Linked DNA regions of Homo sapiens: region 1 is linked to region 2. A link is an interaction called in ENCODE POLR2A ChIA-PET data of the cell type or tissue named here. Cell type or tissue: Caco-2. All regions are shown on one strand. Each heading gives the region's core, and the rest is flanking DNA. Links, peaks and the distances in the headings are about the cores only. Region 1 holds the start of MEIOC (meiosis specific with coiled-coil domain). Region 2 has its middle 23 kb from the start of GPATCH8.

Region 1 (2,914 bases), core at 243-2,742, 130 kb after region 2:
GAATGACATTCAGGTATATGCTATAACATGAAGGAACCTTGATGACAAGGTTTATTTTACCTTAGTAAAATAAGCCAGGCACAAAAGGATAAATATTGTATGATTCCACTTATATATGGTACCTAGAGTAGTCAAATTCATAGAGATAGAAAGTAGAATGGTGGTTGCCAGAACTGGGAGAAGGGGGCATGGGGAATAATTATTTATGGGATGCTGCAGAGTTTCTGTTTGTGATTAATGAAGTTCTGAAACTGTAGAGCGGTCATGGTTACACAACATTATGAATGTGCTTAATGCCACTTAACCAAACACTTAAAAACGACAAATCTTATGTATATTTTACTATAAAAATACATAAGGGGATTCATAGCTTTTCAAAATGCTTCTAGGGAGTATAGGAGAGGGGGAAAAAGCCAGTAGTCCTCAATGCAATGAGCCCTACACCAGCAACTTTAAGGCTGAGGCAGAGAAATGTAACTGTTAGAGCCACACCACCTGGTCAGCTTTTTTTAAGTGTGTGTGCGTGTGTGTGTGTTTGTGTGTGTGTGTGTGTGTGTGCATGCACATTTTGTTTTTCCTTTTTGTGGAGCACTATATTCCCCAGGCAAATCTCAAACTCCTGGGCTCAATCTATCCTCCTGCCTTTGCTTCCCTAAATGCTGGGATTACAGGTGTGAGTCCAGCAGCTTTTTTTCTTTTCTTTCTTCCTTTTTTTTTTTTTTTTTTTTTGAAACAGGGTCTTGCTCTGTTGCCCAGGCTGGAGTGTGATGGAGTGATTATGGCTCACTGCATCCTCCAACTCTCCAGCTCAGGCGATCCTCCCATCTCAGCCTCCCAAGTGCAGGTACCTGGGACTACAGGCACACACCACCACACCCAACTAATTGTTAATTTTTTTGTAGAGACGAAGTCTCCTTATGTTGCCCTGGCTGGGCAACTCCTGGGCTCAAGCAATCCTCCTGCCTCGGCCTCCCAAAGTGCTGGGATTACAGGCACAAGCCACTGCGCCCAGCCTTGGTGAGCTTTCTGAACTCAAAGCTGAGTAGAGACCTGAAGTAACTATCAGGACAATATGGGTCAATAAAACTCATCCTCCTACTTCCATTCGTGTCTGAGTTAAAACAGTATCTTCCACTTAAGTGCTCATTTCTCAAGTTTTGATTTTAAATATAAAAACAGCCTAAAGGTGCTTACTGTGTTTACTTCTTTTATATTTCAACTATCTGATTTTTTAGCAGTGTCTAGGGACAAAAACTAGCATTTCTCTGAGACCATCACATCCCCAATCTGACTGCTATGTGAATGGTTTGTTGGGTGCCTGGAATGGCTTGTTTATGTAAGCTCTCACCTGTAATCCCACACTTTGGGAGGCCGAGGCGGAGGATCACTTCAGGCCAAGAGTTCAGTTCAAGACCAGCCTGAGCAACATAAGGAGATCCAACCCCCTACCCCCATCCCCACCTCCAACCCCAGCTCTACAAAAAAATTAAAAAATTAGCTAGGGCCAGGCGCCGTGGCTCACGCCTGTAATCCCAGAATTTTGGGAGGCCGAGGCGGGCGGATCACGAGGTCAAGAGATCGAGACCATCCTGGACAACATGGTGAAATTCCCGTCTCTACTAAAAATACAAAAATTAGCGGGGCGTGGTGGCGTGGGCCTGTAGTCCTAGCTACTCGGGAGGCTGAGGCGGGAGAATCGCTTGAACCCGGGAGGCGGAGGTTGCAGTGAGCCTTTGCGCCACCGCACTCTAGCCTGGCGACAGTGAGACTCCATCTCACCAAAAAAAAAAAAAAAAAAAAAATTAGCTGGGAGTGGTGGCACGCGCCTGTAGCCCCAACTACTCGGGAGGCTGAGGCGGGAGGATCGCTCGAGACCAGGAGTTTGAGACCAGCCTGGGCAACATAAGGAGACCCAACCCCCCCGCCCTTCAGCTTTACAAAAAAATTAAAAAATTAGCCAGGAGTGGTGGCGCCGCGTGCCTGCAGCCCCAGCTACTCGGGAGGCTGAGGCGGGAGGGTCGCTTGAACCCGGGAGTTCAAGGCTGCAACGAGCTATGATAGCGCCACTGCACTCCAGCCTGGGCGACAGAGCAAGACCCTGTTTTACACAGACAAACAAAAACGAACAAAAAGGTCACAGCGAACTTTGTTCAAAAGTCACATTAACACTTAAATGCCTTAACCCGGACTGAAAGCCCGGGCTTAGGACACAGGGCAGCTCTCCCTCAAAAAGGGGTCTCCCAGCAACACCCAATCCACAAGTTGCTCCTCGCCCTCCCCAAACCGGTACAAGATATATCAGTCTCTGGGCAGCTCCAACGGATTCTGAAGCTACGGGAGGGACTAAGGAACAAATATGAAATGTCGGACAAATGAAATGTGCGCAACAGCTAGGTTTTGGAGGATAAGCCAGTTGCTGAGCGACTTCTCAAATCTTCCAAGTGCCTCCAACACCTCTCCCACCCGGTAGGGCTGCGCTCTTTAGCTCTTTCAACCTTCCACGACCGGCCTCTCCGCTGCCCTATCAGCAAATCATCGGGCCGGTGCCTGCCAGTCCGGGCCAATCCCGAACACATTTACTTTGAGCGGGAAAAGCTCAGAAGCGGCGAGAGAGCGTGGTCCGCTAACCGCCCCTTCCTCTCCTTGTCTCTGGGGGGTAACGGAGCCTGGAGTGGTCGCCCATTGGATGGGCATCGGACCAATGGCGGGCTGCGAAACGGGAGGGGCGGGCCTCACAGCGGGGCGGGGCGCGCCTGTGCCGTGTCGCGTGCCGAGCCGCGAGCCCCAGGCAGGCCAGGTAACGGCCTCTGCCCCCGCCCCTCCCTCCCCGCTCGGACTTCCCTTACCCGCACACTGGCTCCAGGCAGCGCCCGGGCGGCGGAGGCGGCTGCGGAGACGGCGGGGTGCGGGCTGA
Region 2 (2,914 bases), core at 97-2,596:
ATGGGAGACTTTTCATTTTGTTCTGTACTAAGAAAAATTCTTCTGCCTTGGGATCCTGTTGATCTGTGACCTTACCCCCAACCCTGTGCTCTCTGAAACATGTGCTGTATCCACTCAGGGTTGAATGGATTAAGGGCGGTGCAAGATGTGCTTTGTTAAACAGATGCTTGAAGGCAGCATGCTCCTTAAGAGTCATCACCACTCCCTAATCTCAAGTACCCAGGGACACAAACACTGTGGAAGGCCGCAGGGTCCTCTGCCTAGGAAAACCAGAGACCTTTGTTCACTTGTTTTTCTGCTGACGTTCCCTCCACTATTGTCCTGTGACCCTGCCAAATCCCCCTCTGCGAGAAACACCCAAGAATGATCAATTAAAAAAAAAAAATCCTTAGCAATATTACAGATATTTGACAAGAGAGATGAATTTCCAGGCCAAAACTTAAAGGAAAGTGGGATCCCAGAGAGGCATTGGAAGACAGAGCAGAAGAAATTACCCAGAATGCAGAAAAGGGACAAAAAGAAGAGTTTGAGACACATGGAGGATACAATGAAAGAATCTAATATCGTTTAATCAGAATTCTAGAAGGAAAAAAAAAAAAAGAAGCCAGGCATGGTGGTGCATGCATACCTTTCATCCCACTATGTGAGTATTGCTTGAGCCAGGATTTTGAACCCAGCCTGGGCAAAACAGCAAGACCCCATTTTATTTTATTTAAAATACTTTTTTTTTAAAGGAAAGAACAAGAGAATGTGGCAAGGTGAAGATTTGAAAAGATAATGGCTGAGAATTTCCCAATTCTGATGGAGCATCAATCCACAAGTTCTGGAAGCGTGAAGAATTCTAAGCAGGATAAATAAAATAGAATCTACATGCAGATACATCACAATGAAATGTCAGAATTCTGAATACAGAAAGAAAAAAAATTTTATTTTGAGAGAAAGTCTCACTCCATCACCCAGGTTGGAGTGCAGTGGCGTGATCTCAGCTCATGATCTCAGCTCACTGCAACCTCTGCCTTCAGGTTCAAGAGATTCTCCTGCCTCAGCATCCCGAGTAGCTGGGATTACAGGTGCCCACCACCACATCCAGCTAATTTTTGTATTTTTAGTAGTCACGGGGTTTCACTGTGTTGGCCAGGCTGGTCTTGACTCCTGACCTCGAGTGATCTACCCACCATGGCCTCCCAAAGTGCTAGGTGGCATGAGCCACTGCGCCTGGCCTGAATATAGAAAGAAAATCTTAAGAGCAGCCTTCTCAACAACAGCAATAATGGAAGCCATAAGCCAGTAGAATGATATCTTGAACATACTGAAAGAAAATAACTTCCAACCTAGAATTCAAGAGTAAATGTTCTTTTCTTTTCTTTCTTTCTTTTTTATTTTGAGATGGAGTCTTTCTCTGTCACCCAAGCTGGAGTGCAATGACATGATCTCAGCTCACCGTAACCTCTGCCTCCCGGGTTCAAGTGGGGCAGCCTACTCCTGCCCCAGCCTCCCAAGTAGCTGGGATTACAGGCACCCACCACCACGCCCAGCTAATTTTTGTAGAGACGGAGTTTCACCATGTTGATCAGTCTGGTCTCGAACTCCTGACCCTCAGGTGATCCACCTGCCTCGGCCTCCCAAAGTGCTGTTATTACAGGTGTGAGCCACCACACCCAGCCAAGACTGAATTTTCAAACAAGTAAAAACTAAAACAGTTTGCTATCAGCCTCACTGAAGTGCCTCATGAAAAAAATTCTAAAGGATGCAATTCAGGCAGAAGGAAAGGGATCCCAGATGGAAGGTCTGAGATGCAAGAAGGGATGAGGATTTGTACACAAATGTTCATGGCAGTATGATTCATAATAGCCAAAAAGTGGAAGCAACTCAATGTCCATCAACAGATGAATGGATAAACAAAATGTGGTATATCCATACAACGGAATATTATACAGCCATAAAGAGGAATGAAGTGTTGATACATGTTATGACATGGATGGACTTTGAAAACATTATATTAAGTGAAAGAATCCAGACACAAAAGGCCACATATTACATGTTCCATTTATGTGAAATGTCCAGAGTAGGCAAATCCACAGAAACAGAAGGTACACTTGTGGTTGCCAGAGAGGGGGGGAGGAGGGAGGAATGGCAAATAATAGGTACAGGATTTCTTTTGAGAGTGATAAAAATGTTACGGAATTAGATAGTGGTAATGGTTGTACAACCTTGTCAATATACTAAAAGCCACTGAATCGTACACTTCAAATGGTGAATATTATTATTATTATTATTATTATTATTATTATTATTTTGAGATGGAGTCTTGCTCTGTTGCCCAGGCTGGAGTACAGTGGTGTGATCTCAGCTCAATGCAAGCTCTGCCTCTGGGTTCAAGCAATTCTACTGCATCAGCCTCCCAAGTAGCTGGTGAGAGGTGACAGCGTGCTGGCCGTCCTCACAGCCCTCGCTTGCTCTCGGCGCCTCCTCTGCCTGGGCTCCCACTTTGGCGGCACTTGAGGAGCCCTTCAGCCCACCGCTGCACTGTGGGAGCCCCTTTCTGGGCTGGCCAAGGCCAGAGCCAGTTCCCTCAGCTTGCAGGGAGGTGTGGAGGGAGAGGCGCGAGCGGGAACCGGGGCTGGGTGCCGTGCTTGCAGGCCAGCTGGATGTCCGGGTGGGCGTGGGCTTGGTGGGCCCTGCACTCGGAGCAGCCGGCCGGCCCTGCCGGCCCTGCCGGCCCGGGGCAATGAGGGGTTTAGCACCCGGGCCAGCGGCTACGGAGGCTGTACTTGGTCCCCAAGCAGTGCCAGCTCACCGGCCCTGGGCTCGATTTCTCACCCGGCCTTAGCTGCCTTCCCGCGGGGCAGGGCTCGGGACCTGCAGCCCACCATGTCTGAGCCTCCCACCCCCTCCATGGGCTCCTGTGCGCCCG

Evidence for each region. Peaks named below come from ENCODE experiments on the same cell type or tissue, not always from the same donor. Only the 100,000 strongest peaks of a DNase experiment are listed, where the experiment ranks them.
Region 1: POLR2A ChIA-PET joins it to region 2 with 10 read pairs; 6 of 35 experiments call an interaction of 5 or more read pairs at or near these places.

What each region holds. Positions count from the first base shown.
Region 1 is chr17:44,653,618-44,656,531 of GRCh38, forward strand. MEIOC (meiosis specific with coiled-coil domain) reads left to right here and starts at 2,851. Exons shown (of 8, transcript NM_001145080.3): 1 at 2,851-2,914. RefSeq lists a silencer at 2,655-2,864. In Caco-2, for the core only: no CTCF peak of the experiment used is centred there; no DNase peak of the experiment used is centred there.
Region 2 is chr17:44,525,370-44,528,283 of GRCh38, forward strand. No RefSeq gene overlaps it. Among named protein-coding and RNA genes, the nearest start is that of GPATCH8, 23 kb to the left of the region's middle. In Caco-2, for the core only: no CTCF peak of the experiment used is centred there; no DNase peak of the experiment used is centred there.